Regions from separate parts of the Homo sapiens genome. Here region 2 is linked to region 1. A link is an interaction called in ENCODE POLR2A ChIA-PET data of the cell type or tissue named here. Cell type or tissue: OCI-LY7. All regions are shown on one strand. Links, peaks and the distances in the headings refer to the core of each region. The heading gives the core; the rest is flanking DNA. Region 1 holds the start of LOC124902353 (small nucleolar RNA U13). Region 2 overlaps DIPK1B (divergent protein kinase domain 1B).

Region 1 (6,444 bases), core at 1,209-5,208:
TTTCACTGTGTTAGTCAGGATTGTGGGTGGCAAGCCACTCAGGTGCCAAGGCAAGAGACCGAGGACATGAGCTGTTCCAGTATAATAAAATATAAAACAAGAATAGTTATACCAGATATAGATCTTAGATATGATTATATATGAATATAATTAATCATTAGTAGTACTTATTCTTTATTCCAATATTATAATAATCCTCACTCTACAATCATAACCTAGGAAAAACCAGGCCATACAGAGATAGGAGCTGAGGGGACATAGTGAGGAGTGACCAGAAGACAAGAGTGCGAGCCTTCTGTTATGCCAGGACAGGGCCACCAGAGGGCTCCTTGGTGTAGCGGTGATGCCAGCATCTGGGAAGACACCTGTTGCCAAGCAGACCATGGTCTAGCAGTAGCGTCAGTGTCAAGGGAAAACACCTGCTACTTAGCAGACAGGGAAAGGGAGTTTCCCTTTCCCCTGGGGAGTTTAGAGAAGACTCTGCTCCTCCACCTCTTGTGGAGGGCCTGACATCAGTCAGACCCGCCCGCAGTTATCCGGAGGCCTAACCGTCTCCCTGTGATGCTGTGCTTCAGTGGTCACACTCCTAGTCCACCTTCATGTTCCATCCTGTACACCTGGCTCTGCCTTCTAGATAGCAGTAGTCAATTAGTGAAAGTACTAAAAGTCTCTGATACGCAGAAATAATGGCGTAAGCTGTCTCTCTCTCTGTCTCCTCTCCCTCTCTCTGCCTAGGCTGCCAGGCAGGGAAGGGCCCCCGTTCAGTGGACACATGACCCACATGGCCTTACCTATGACTGGAGATGGCTCACACTCTTTACCCTGCTCCTTTGTCTTGTATCCAATAAATATCAGTGCAGCCTGCCATTTGGGGCCACTACCGGTCTCTGCGACTTGGTGGTAGTGGTCCCCCTGGCCCAGCTGTCTTTTCTTTTATCTCTTTGTGTTCTGTCTTTATTTCTACACTCTCTCATCTCCACACACGGGGCGAGACCCACTGACCCTGTAGGGCTGGTCCCTACACAGGATGGTCTTGATCTCCTGACCTCATGATCCGCCCACATTGGCCTCCCAAAGTGCTGGGATTACAGGCGTGCGCCACCATGTCCAGCCTGTGGTTTTGATTTGCATCTCCCTAACGATTAGTGATGTTGAACATTTTCCCTGTGTTGACTGGCCATTTGTATGTCTTCTTTGGAAAAATGCCTATCAAATCCTTCGCCCATTTTTGAATTGGGTTGTTTTTTGTTGAGTTTTATGATTTTTAAAAATCATCTGGATTGGCCGGGCATGGTGGCTCACGCCTGTAATCCCAGCACTTTGGGAGGCCGATGCGGGTGGATCACGAGGTCAGGAGATCAAGACCATCCTGGCTAACACAGTGAAACCCCGTCTCTACTAAAAATACAAATATATATATATATATATATATATGTTAGCCGGGCGTGGTGGTGGCTGCTTATAGTCCCAGCTACTTGGGAGGCTGAAGCAGGAGAATGGCGTGAACCCGGGAGGCGGAGCTTGCAGTGAGCCAAGATCACGCCACTGCACTCCAGCCTGGGCGACAGAGTGAGATTCCGTCTCAAAAAAAAAAAAAAAAAATCATCTGGATCTCGGCCGGGCACAGGGGCTCATGTCTGTAATCCCAGCACTTTGGGAGGCCAAAGCGGGCAGATCACAAGGTCAAGAGAACGAGACCATCCTGGCCAACATGGTAAAACCTCGTCTCTACTAAAAATACACAAATTAGCTGGGCGTGGTGGCAGGCGCCTGTAATCTCAGCTACTCGGGAGGTTGAGGCAGGAGAATTACTTGAACCTGAGAGGCAGAGGTTGCAGTGACCTGAGACCGTGCCATTGCACTCCAGCCTAAGCAAAAGATGGAGACTGTATCTCAAAAAAAAAAAAAAATTAGCCAGGCGTAGCGGCGGGCACCTGTAGTCACAGCTACTCGGGAGGCTGAGGCAGGAGAATGGCGTGAACCCAGGAGGCGGAGCTTGCAGTGAGCCGAGATCGCGCCACTGCACTCCAGCCTGGGCAACAGAGCGAGACTCTGTCTCAAAAAAAAATAACTAAATAATAAATAATCTAGATCTCAATCCCTTGTCATATATGTTATTTTCAAATCTTCCTGTGGGTTGCTTCTTTATTCAGTTGATACTGTCTTTGAAGTGCAAAAATTATTATTTTTTGAGACAAGAGTCTCACTCTGTTGCCCAGGCGGGAGTGCACTGGCGCGATCTTGGCTCACAGCAACCTCCCCCTCCTGGGTTCAAACAGTTCTCTGCCTCAGCCTCCAGAGTTTAGTTGGGATTACAGCGCCCGCCACCACGCCCGACTAATTTTTGGATATTTAGTAGAGACGGGGTTTCATCATCTTGGCCAGGCTGGTGTTGAACTCCCGATCCACCCGCCTCAGCCTCCCAAAGTGCTGGGATTACAGGCGTGAGCCACCGCGCCCGGCCGATGTGCAGAAATTATTTTGATGACATCCACTTTGTTGGTCTCTTGTTGCTTGTGCTTTTAGTGTCATTTCTAAGAATCTGTTGCCAAATTAAAAGTTGTGAAGGTTTATCCCGTTTTTTTCCTAAGAGTTTTATAGTTTTAACTTTTTTTTGTTGTTTTTTGGGTTTTTGTTGAGACGGAGTCTCGCTCTGTCACCCAGGCTGGAGTGCAGTAGCGCCATCTCGGCTCCTGCAACCTCTGCCTCGCAAGTTCAAGCGATTCTCCTGCCTCAGCCTCCCAGGTAGCTGGGATTACAGGCGCCCGCCACCACATCCGGCTAATTTTTGTATTTTTAGTAGAGTCGGGGTTTCATCATGTTGGCCGGACTGGTCTCTGTGGGCGGCAAGCCACCCAGGTGCCGAGGCAAGAGACCGAGGGCACGAGCTGTTCCAGTATAATAAAGAAAATATACAGAATAAGAATAGTTATACTGGAACTAGAATATAGATATGATGATATATGAATATTAATCATTAGTTTGTAGCATTACTCTTTGTTCCAATATTATAATAATCTCTGTTCTACAATTATAACCTGGGAAAAACCAGGCCATACAGAGATAGGAGCTGAAGGGACATGGTGAGAAGCGACCAAAGACAAGTGTGAGCCTTCTGTTATGCCCAGACAGGGCCACTAGAGGGCTCCTTGGTCTAGCGGTAACGCCAGTGCCTGGGAAGACACCCACTGCTTAGCAGACCAGGAAAGGGAGTCTCGTTTCCCCAGGGGAGTTAGAGAAGACTCTGCTCCACCACCTCTTGTGGAAGGCCTGACATCAGTCAAGCCCGCCCGCAGCCATCCGGAGGCCTAAACGTCTCCCTGTGATGCTGTGCTTCAGCGGTCACGCTCCTGGTCCACTTTCGTGTTCCGCCCTGTACACCTGGCTGTGCCTTCTAGATAGCAGTAGCAGAATTAGTGAAAGTATTAAAGTCTTTGATCTCTCCGAGAAATACATAGAAGAAATAATGACATAAGCTGTCCCCATTCTCTCTCCGCCTCGGCTACCAAATAGGGAAGGGCCCCCTGTCCGGTGGACACGTGACTCACATGACCTTACGTATCGCTGGAGACGACTCACACTTCTTACCTGCCCCCTTGCCTTGTATCGAATGAATAACAGTGCAGCCAGGCATTCGGGGCCACTACCGGTCTCCATGCCTTGGTGGTAGTGGTCCCCTGGGCCCAGCTGTCTTTTCTTCCATCTCTTTGTCTTGTGTCTTTATTTCTACGATCTCTCATCTCTGCACATGAAGAGAAAAACACACAGGCACAGTAGGGCTGGACCCTATAGTCTTGAACTCCTGACCTCGTAATCCGCCCGTGTTGGCCTCCCAAAGTGCTGGGATTACACGGGTGAGCCACCGCGTCTGGCCCAACTTTGTTCTTTTTCAACATTGTTTTGGATCGCTTAGGGAAGTATTAACATCTTAACAATGCTGTCTTCCTACTCGCGAACGAGGGGTCCTTTGCACTTATTCAGGTTTTCTTTAATTTCTTTCAGCAATGTGTTGTAGTTTTCAGTGTGCAAGTATTTCACCTCCTTGGTTAAATTTATTTCTTGGCATTTTACTTTTTAGATGTTGTTATAAATAGAATCGTTTTCTTCATTTCCTTTTTGGACTGTTCGTTGCAGGTGCACAGAAATGCAACTGATTTTCTTGTTGATACTACGCCCTGCAACTTTACTGAATTTGTTTACTAACTCTAGTAGCTTTCTTGTGTATTCTTTGGTATTTTCTATATGTAGGATCATGTTATCTGTGAATAGAGATAGTTCTACTTCCTTCTTTTCCATTTGAATGCCTCTTATTTCTTTTTCTCATGTAATTGCCCCTGGGCAGGACTTTCAGTACAATATTTAATAGCAGTGGTGAAGCAGGCATCTTGTTCTTTTTTTTTTTTTTTTTTTTTTTTGAAACAGAATCTACCTCTGTCACCCAGGCTGGAGTGCAGTGGCTCAGTCTCGGCTCACTGCAACCTCAGCTTCCTGGATTCAAGTGATTCTCCTACCTCAGCCTCCCGAGTAGCTGGGATTAAAAGCATGTGGAAAAAACACGCAGCTGGGGCCAGCGCGGTGGCTCACGCCTGTAATCCCAACACTTTGGGAGGCTGAGGCGGGTGGATCACCCAGTCAGGAGTTCAAAACCAGCCTGGCCAACATAGTGAAACCCCGACTCTACTAAAAATACAAAAATTAGCCGAGCATGGTGGCGGGCGCCTGTAGTCCCAGCTACTTGGGAGTCTGAGGCAGGAGAACTGCTTGAACCCAGGAGGCAGAGGTTGCAGTGAGCTGAGATTGCACCACTGCACTCCAGACTGGGCAACAGAGCGAGACACCGTCTCAAAAAAAAAAAAAAAAAAAAAAAACCACGCAGCTGGCTAGGTCACAGAGCGGTCAAGGAACCCTACGTTTCTGTCAGGACAAGAGAAACGGCAAGTGGAACTGGGGGACCATACTGTGTTTTTGGGGGTCAGATGGGTAAGGCGCTGACTTTGTAAGAAGGTTTGAGAAAAGCACATCTCACATGAGTGTGAAACCAAATCATCACACTGAGGAACTACAAAAAATCAGTGTTTACAGACGTTAATTTCCACCTGAGCACAACCTGGCTCCATCCCATACATTCTGGTAGTTTCTGCTCTCGTCTTCATTCATCTCTAAGTATTTTCTACCTCCCCTTGTAGTTCTTCTTTGACCCATTGGTTAAGAGTATGTTGTTTAATTGCCACAGATTTGCAAATTTTCCAGCTTTTCCTGTTACTCGTTTCTTTCTTTTTTTTTTTTTTTTTGAGACAGCGTTTCGCTTTTGTTGCCCAGGCTGGAGTGCAGTGAGGCGATCTCAGCTCACTGCAACCTCTGCCTCCTGAATTCAAGCGATTCTCCTGCCTCAGCCTCCCGAGTAGCTGGGATTACAGGCACGCATCACCATGCCTGGCTAATTTTTGTATTTTTAGTAGAAAGGAGGTTTCACTATGTTGGCCAGGCTGGTCTTGAACTCATGACCTCAGGTGATCTGCCCGCCTCAGCCTCCCAAAGTGCTGGGGTTTACAGGCGTGAGTCACCACACCTGGCCTCCTGTTACTCATTTCTAATGTCATTCCATTGTGGCTGAAAAACATACTTTGATGGATGGACACACTAACTCACACCTACAATCCCAGTGCTTTGGGAGCCCCAGGTGGGAGGCTCATTTGAGGAAAGGAGTTCAGGACCCACCTGGGCAACATAGTGAGATCCCATCTCTACAAATTAAAATTAGCCAGGTGTGGTGGTGTGCACCTGTAGTCCTAGCTATTTGGGAGGCTGAGATGGGAGGATCACTTGAGCCCAGGAGTTCAAGGCTACAGTGAGCTATGGATCATGTAACTGCACTCCGGCCTAGGAGGCAGACAGACACACACACATGTGCACCCACGTGTGTGTATATACATACTGTATTATTTCAACCTTTGAGGCTGGGCATGGTGGCTCATGCCTGCAATCCCAGCACTTTGGGAGGCCGAGGTGGGCAGATCACCTGAAGTCAGGACCAGCCTAACCAACATGGCGAAACCCCGTCTCTACTAAAAATACAAAAATTAGGCCAGGTGCTGTGGCTCATGCTTGTAATCCCAGCACTTTGGGAGGCCAAAGCGGGTGGATCACGAGGTCAGGAGTTTGAGACCAGCCTGGCCAACACAGTGAAAACCCGACTCTACTAAAAATACAAAAATTAGCCAGGCGTGGTGGTGGGCGCCTATAATCCTAGCTACTTGGGAGGTTGAGAAAGGAGAATAGCTTGAACCCAGGAGGTGGAGGTTGCAGTGAGCCGAGATCGCGCCACTGCACTCCAGCCTGGATGACAGAACTAGATTCTGTCTCAAAAAAAATTAAAAAATAAAAAAATTAGGCTGGGCGCGGTGGCTCACACTTGTAATCCCAGCACTTTGGGAGGCCGAGGCG
Region 2 (5,572 bases), core at 1,367-5,366, 400 kb before region 1:
TGAGCCTCTTGTCCTGGGGCTCCTCCCTTCTGGGTGGACATCAGATCTCCTTCCTTCTCAGGACACAGTCACTCCGCAGTGTGGATAGGATAGACGCAGCTGCTCTTCCATCCCCCGGCTGTGAACTTAAGGACTGCCCACCCCTGGGCTGTTGTGAACATCGGTGTCTGAGTCTGTGTCTTTTTTTTTTTTTTTTTTTTTTGAGACAGGGTCTCGCTTTCTCACCCAGGCTGGAGTGTAGCGTGGGGTCACAGCTCACTGCAGCTTCAACCTCCCGGGTTCAATCAATCCTCCAGCCTCAGCCTCCCAAGTAGCTGGGACTACAGGCGTGAGTCACCATGTCCAGCTAATTTTTGTATTTTTAGTAGAGATGGGGTTTTGCCATGTTGCCCAGGCTGGTCTCGAACTCCTGAGCTCAAGCAAGCCACCCACCTCAGCCTCCCAAAGAGCTGGGATCACAGGGTGAGCCACCGCACCCAGCTAATTTTTGTATTTTTGTAGAGGCGGGGTTTCCCTATGTTGCCCAGGATGGTCTCAAACTCCTGGGCTCAAGCAATCTGCCCGCCTCAGCCTCCCCGAGTGCTGGGTTTACAGGGTGAGCCACCATGCCCGGCCCGCCTGCGTCTCTTAAAGGCTTCCAGGATGTGGCTGCGTTGGGCTCCTAGGGCCCCGTTCTCCAAACCTGGTTCTCCTTGTGGGTCTGGTCCGGCCGGAACTTCCCACCAATCTGCATTACGGTGGACGGTGGGAAAAATAGGGGCAGTGTCTCTCGCGGTGGGCGCGCTCACCTGGCCTTGTGCGGAGGTGACGATGTTATGAAATGAGATCAGGATAGGAAGGGTTTGTAAAAATATCTTCATTCGGCCAGGCACAGTGGCTCACACCTGTAATCCCAGCACTTTGGGAGGCCAAGGCAGGTAGATCACCTGAGGTCCGGAGTTCAAGACCAGCCTAGTCAACATGGTGAAACCCCGTCTCTACTAAAAATACAAAAATTAGCTGGTCGTGGTGGTGCATGCCTGTAGTCCCAGTTACTCGGGAGGCTGACGCAGGAGAATCACTTGAACCCGGGAGGCAGAGGTTGCAGTGAGCCGAGATCGCGCCACTGCACTCCAGCCTGGGCTACAGAGTAAGACTCCCTCTCAAAAAAAAAAAAAAAATTTCATTCAGCAGAGGAAAGAATCGGCCACCCTGTAGTCCCCTGGTTTTGACATTTATTTGTACCTGCCCATAACACTGAAAAGTCTGGGCAGCGCCTGCCCCCACCTCCGGCCCCTGCAGCCCCTGGTATGTGACCCTGGAGAGGCAGAGCCAGGAGTGGGTGTCGCTGAGCTGGGGGTGATTCTAGAAGACGGGGGTGCCAGGGGGCCAAGGGGATGGCAGGGGAAGGCTGGGGTGGATCCGGAGGCCCTTCCTGTGGGAAGTGGGGTTGAGAGCACCCTGAGCCTGGGTGCCCCGAGGGCACCTCCTCACGCAGCCCCTTCCCCCACAGGGCCGGCTCCCAGGCCTCAGGGTCCGCTGCATCTTCCTGGCCTGGCTGGGCGTCTTTGCAGGCAGCTGGCTGGTGTACGTGCACTACTCGTCCTACTCGGAGCGCTGTCGCGGCCATGTCTGCCAGGTGGTCATTGTAAGTGTTGCTTGTGCGGGCTGGGGACTGGGCCGTGCCCCCTGCTGCCCAAGATGCTGGGGCACCAGGCCCTGGAGACACCTTCCTCCCCAGACCCAGGGCCCACGAGGCACGTGGGTTTCTAGGTGGAATCTGCAAAGCTGCCTCAGGCTGGGTGTGGAGGACAGGGGTCCAGGGGAGGACGGGGGAGACGTGCGGGGCTGCCTCAGGCTGGGTGTGGAGGATGGGGGTCCAGAGGAGGATGGGGGAGACGTGGGGGCTGGGGGCAGAAGGCAGGGCAGACTCCAGAAATCTTTGGGAGGGAGGATGTTTAGCAGGAAGCCTGGGGTGGGCAGCTGGCCTCACTGCTCCGGGATAGAGACCCCCGTGTGGTGTCCTCACTGGATGGGATAGAGACCCCCGTGTGCTGGCCTCACTGGTCCAGGATAGCGACCCCCGTGTGCTGGCCTCACTGGCCTGGGATAGAGACCACCGTGTGCTGGCCTCACTGGTCCAGGATAGAGACCACTGTGTGCTGGCCTCACTGGTCCGGGATAGAGACCCCCGTGTGCTGGCCTCACTGGTCCGGGATAGAGACCCCCGTGTGCTGGCCTTAGTGGCCTCGCTAGCCCCCCTGGGACCAGGGGTCCCCTGAGGCAGGTGGCAGGGCAAGGTCCTCCACAGCCTCCACCTCAGGGAGATAGGGCTAAGTCCCCTGGCGTATGTGAGCATGTGTGTGTCTGGGAGCAAACGTGTCCACATGAGTGCACACCAAGGTGACCCCCTGCCCCTCTCCACACCCTGTGACTAGCTCAGAGGGGAGGTCATCCCAGCTCTGTCTTCCTGGCAAACCCTAGACTCGCCCAGAACTGGGCAGGTCCCCCACTGAATTTTGACCCCAGGCTGCCCGATGACCAGGGTTCCGATGCCTCCACTCCCCTTGGGGTCAGGCCTGGGCATAGAAGGATCTGGCCTGTAGCAGCGGCCACTGTGGGTTGTCATAGGGTGATTGGGTGCAGGGAGACCCCAGGTTCGGTGTCTCCTCCGTCAGATGGGGAGAGCACCTCTCCTGGCAACTGGGTGGTGGATGAAGCTAGCCGGGTGGGCCTGGGCAGGCCTGTGTCCCACAGAGCCATGTCTGACGGGGGCCACATGTGGAAAGGCCCAGATGTGGCAGTGGAGGACTGGGGTGTGGGGTCCGGAGCTAGGAGAGCTTCTGTGCCCAGGACTTGTTTGGAGCCCATGCCAGCCCAGGGGAGGCCTCCGGGCCCCTGGACCAGGCCTTGCTCACCCTTGAAGTCCAGGGGGCCTCTGAGCCCAGCAGGGCCGGAGGGTGGCACATGGGGCTCGTCCTGGGGCCATGGGTGGGGAAGGCTGTGCCCCGATCAGATGCACCCCTGGAGCTCCTAGAAGGACCAAGGAGGTGGAGGGGCCGGACCTCCGGGCCGGGATGTTGTGGGTGGGGGCGGGTGGGGGTGAGCAGAGGATTCACGTGGCCAGGCAGGTTCTGAGCACCTACTGGGTGCCGGGCCGCAAAGCAGGAGGAGGTGCCCCCACAAACAAGAGGAAGCTGCAGCGTCGGTTTCCCAGGGTGCCCTGGCCCTTTGCCCAGTGGGGGTTTCCCTGGCTGCTCAGAGCCTTCCCAGAGGTCAGGCCAAGCCCAGCTCTCCCGAAGCCACCCCAGGGGCCATGGAGACGTCCCCTCCTTCCCAGAGGAGGTTCCCTGCCCGGCCTCGTGGGGGCATTGGACGCCTCAGAGAGGCGCAGAGGCTGGCCCAGCGCACACAACGAGGCAGCAGCAGTGCAGGGCCAGTCCCAGCTTCCACCAGGGCCCTCGCGAGGCCAAGAACTAGACCGTGAGTCCCCACTGAGCCCTGCTGCAGGCGGGGAACAGGCTGGGCGGTGAGGGGACCGATGTGCGGCAAGGGCCCTGAGGAGGCCAAGCACACGCCCGCCTCAGCCTCTGAGGAAGCCTCTCCACACTCTGCTAGGTGCTGGTAGGTGCCCAGGACCATGGAGGCAGCTCCATCTCCCCACCCCTGGGGGACCCTGGAGCCCCAGCCCCAGCCCCAGCCTGGCAGACAGCAGTGTGGCCCACAGGCTCCTTCCCCAGCACCACTGTGTGCCAGGAGCAGGGCAGCCTCCTGCGGTCCTGGGGCTCCGGGCACAGGGGCTGGTCTGGGGCTCCGGGCGCAGGGGCTGTGTGATCTGGGGCTCCGAGTGCAGGGGGCTGTGTGGTCTGGGGCTCCGGGTGCAGGGGGCTGTGTGGGCTGGGGCTCCGGGTGCAGGGGCTGGTCTGGGGCTCTGGGTTCAGGGGGCTGTGTGGTCTGGGGTTCCAGGCGCAGGGGCTGGTCTGGGGCTCCGGGTGCAGGGGGCTGGTCTGGGGTTCCGGGTGCAGGGGCTGTGTGGTCTGGGGCTCTGGGTGCAGGGAGCTGGCTGGTCTGGGGACGGGAGTGGACTCCGGTGGCAAAGGGCCTGCCTGCAAGGTGGAGGGTTGGACAAGTGTGCAGTTTTCCTTCATTTTCCTTTTCTGTCTTGACGAAGAGCCGGCGTTTTCTTGCTGCCGGGACAGACGCTGCCTTCATGACTCACGTGGCGGGGTCCTCGGCCTCCAGTTGGCCCATCTCACTTCTGTCCCCATCCTTGGTGTGTGGGGGGCGGGGACCCTCCCTCCTCCCCAACCCTGGAGGGCGGGGTGTTCCGCAGCTCCCTTCCCCAGCTCCCTCCAAGCCTGCTTGGCCAGGCTCCATGGCAACTGAGGCTGTACATCCAGGAATTCTCCCCCCCCCAGAGGGGCGGGCCAGCTCCATCCCTCCATCACCTCCCGTGGGGCGCTGGGATTGAGGGGCTGCCAGGCCCCTGGAGCTAGGGTGGGGGCTGAGGAGGGGCGGCAGCCAGCCCCAGGCCTGATGTAATTACTGCTAACAAAGTCTCCCTGGGGGTCTGGCTAAGGAGGGGGCCTGTGGGACAGGGAAGGACAGGCCCGGAGTCATTGTGGGGCCCCAGGGGTCCGTTTTCTCAGCCTTGACAAACAGCTCTGACAACGGAGCGCTTGAGCCTGGGCACTGGCCTCGGAGGGCTGGGAGAGGAGGTAGAGGCTGGGGCTCCGTTGCCGGCTCCACCCCAGGGGTACCCTTGAGACTGTCAGCTCTGGTGGTGAGCCCTGTCCTGGCTGCACTTGAGGCAAACAGTGAGGCCGCAGCCTGTCCTCCTGCCTCAGCCTGGGGAAGGCTGGGCCGGGCCAAAGAGGGAGGCCAAGTCCTTGGGACAGGAGGAGACCCACACCTGAGATTAGTGGAAACCCAGCCAGAAGCTGCCATGCAGGTGTGGCTCTGGGCATCAGGATCTGTCGTGAGAGCCCCCATGAGTGCCCAGTGCAGAATGGCTGGCAGCCCGCCCTGACGGGGAGCAGAGGGGCTGGACGCGGTGCCCTTCACGGGATGACACCCAGCTGTTTGCCCTGTGTCCAGGGGGTTGCTTCTCTGACAGAGGCCCTATGGCTCGTGTCTGACTCCTGTCCAGGTTCTGCCAGCCTGACCATCCATCGCTCTGGCACCAAGAGCCCACCCTTTTGTTCTTCCTGGCGTCCCAGGGAAAGCCCTGCCTGGGTGGGGCAGCTCCTGGCCCTTCAGATGGAAGACGCAGTCCAGTCAGCACCATCATAGGAAACAAGTTCAGAAATGTCTCACTTACTATTCCGGGCAGGGAGGGCGCCATGAGTCAGGGGGTGCATCCTCCCTCCTGGCGTCACCCGAGGCAGGAATGAAGAGTCAGGCAGAGAGCGCGCGTGTGGCAGCTGGTGGTGTAGATATTAGGGACTAGTGTGAATTCTAGTTCACCGGCCAATGCCTGGATGGTCCAGAGCTGGGTCGGCTGGGCGGAGAGCTGCCTCCAGGTTCCTGCCTCTGGCCCTGGCGTGGGGTCGACACTGGGTGTGGTGTGTGTCTCATGTCCAGGCAGTGGCCT

What was found. Peaks named below come from ENCODE experiments on the same cell type or tissue, not always from the same donor. Only the 100,000 strongest peaks of a DNase experiment are listed, where the experiment ranks them.
Region 2: POLR2A ChIA-PET joins it to region 1 with 11 read pairs; 2 of 35 experiments call an interaction of 5 or more read pairs at or near these places.

What each region holds. Positions count from the first base shown.
Region 1 is chr9:137,118,539-137,124,982 of GRCh38, forward strand. It overlaps LOC124902353 (small nucleolar RNA U13), which reads right to left and starts at 5,070; the gene lies at 4,971-5,070. In OCI-LY7, for the core only: CTCF peaks have their summits at 2,931 and 3,136 (motif pointing right); DNase peaks (open chromatin) are centred at 3,288, 3,586, 4,153 and 5,053; H3K4me3 peaks cover 2,398 bases; H3K27ac peaks cover 3,610 bases.
Region 2 is chr9:136,716,085-136,721,656 of GRCh38, forward strand. It overlaps DIPK1B (divergent protein kinase domain 1B), which reads left to right. Exons shown (of 5, transcript NM_152421.4): 2 at 1,493-1,627. LOC124900276 (cuticle collagen 2-like) reads right to left here. Exons shown (of 5, transcript XM_047424334.1): 5 at 1,198-5,572. The coding sequence starts at 4,191. The coding sequence ends at 3,256. Among named protein-coding and RNA genes, the nearest start is that of DIPK1B, 6.3 kb to the left of the region's middle. RefSeq lists an enhancer at 3,356-3,405. In OCI-LY7, for the core only: no CTCF peak of the experiment used is centred there; a DNase peak (open chromatin) is centred at 3,555.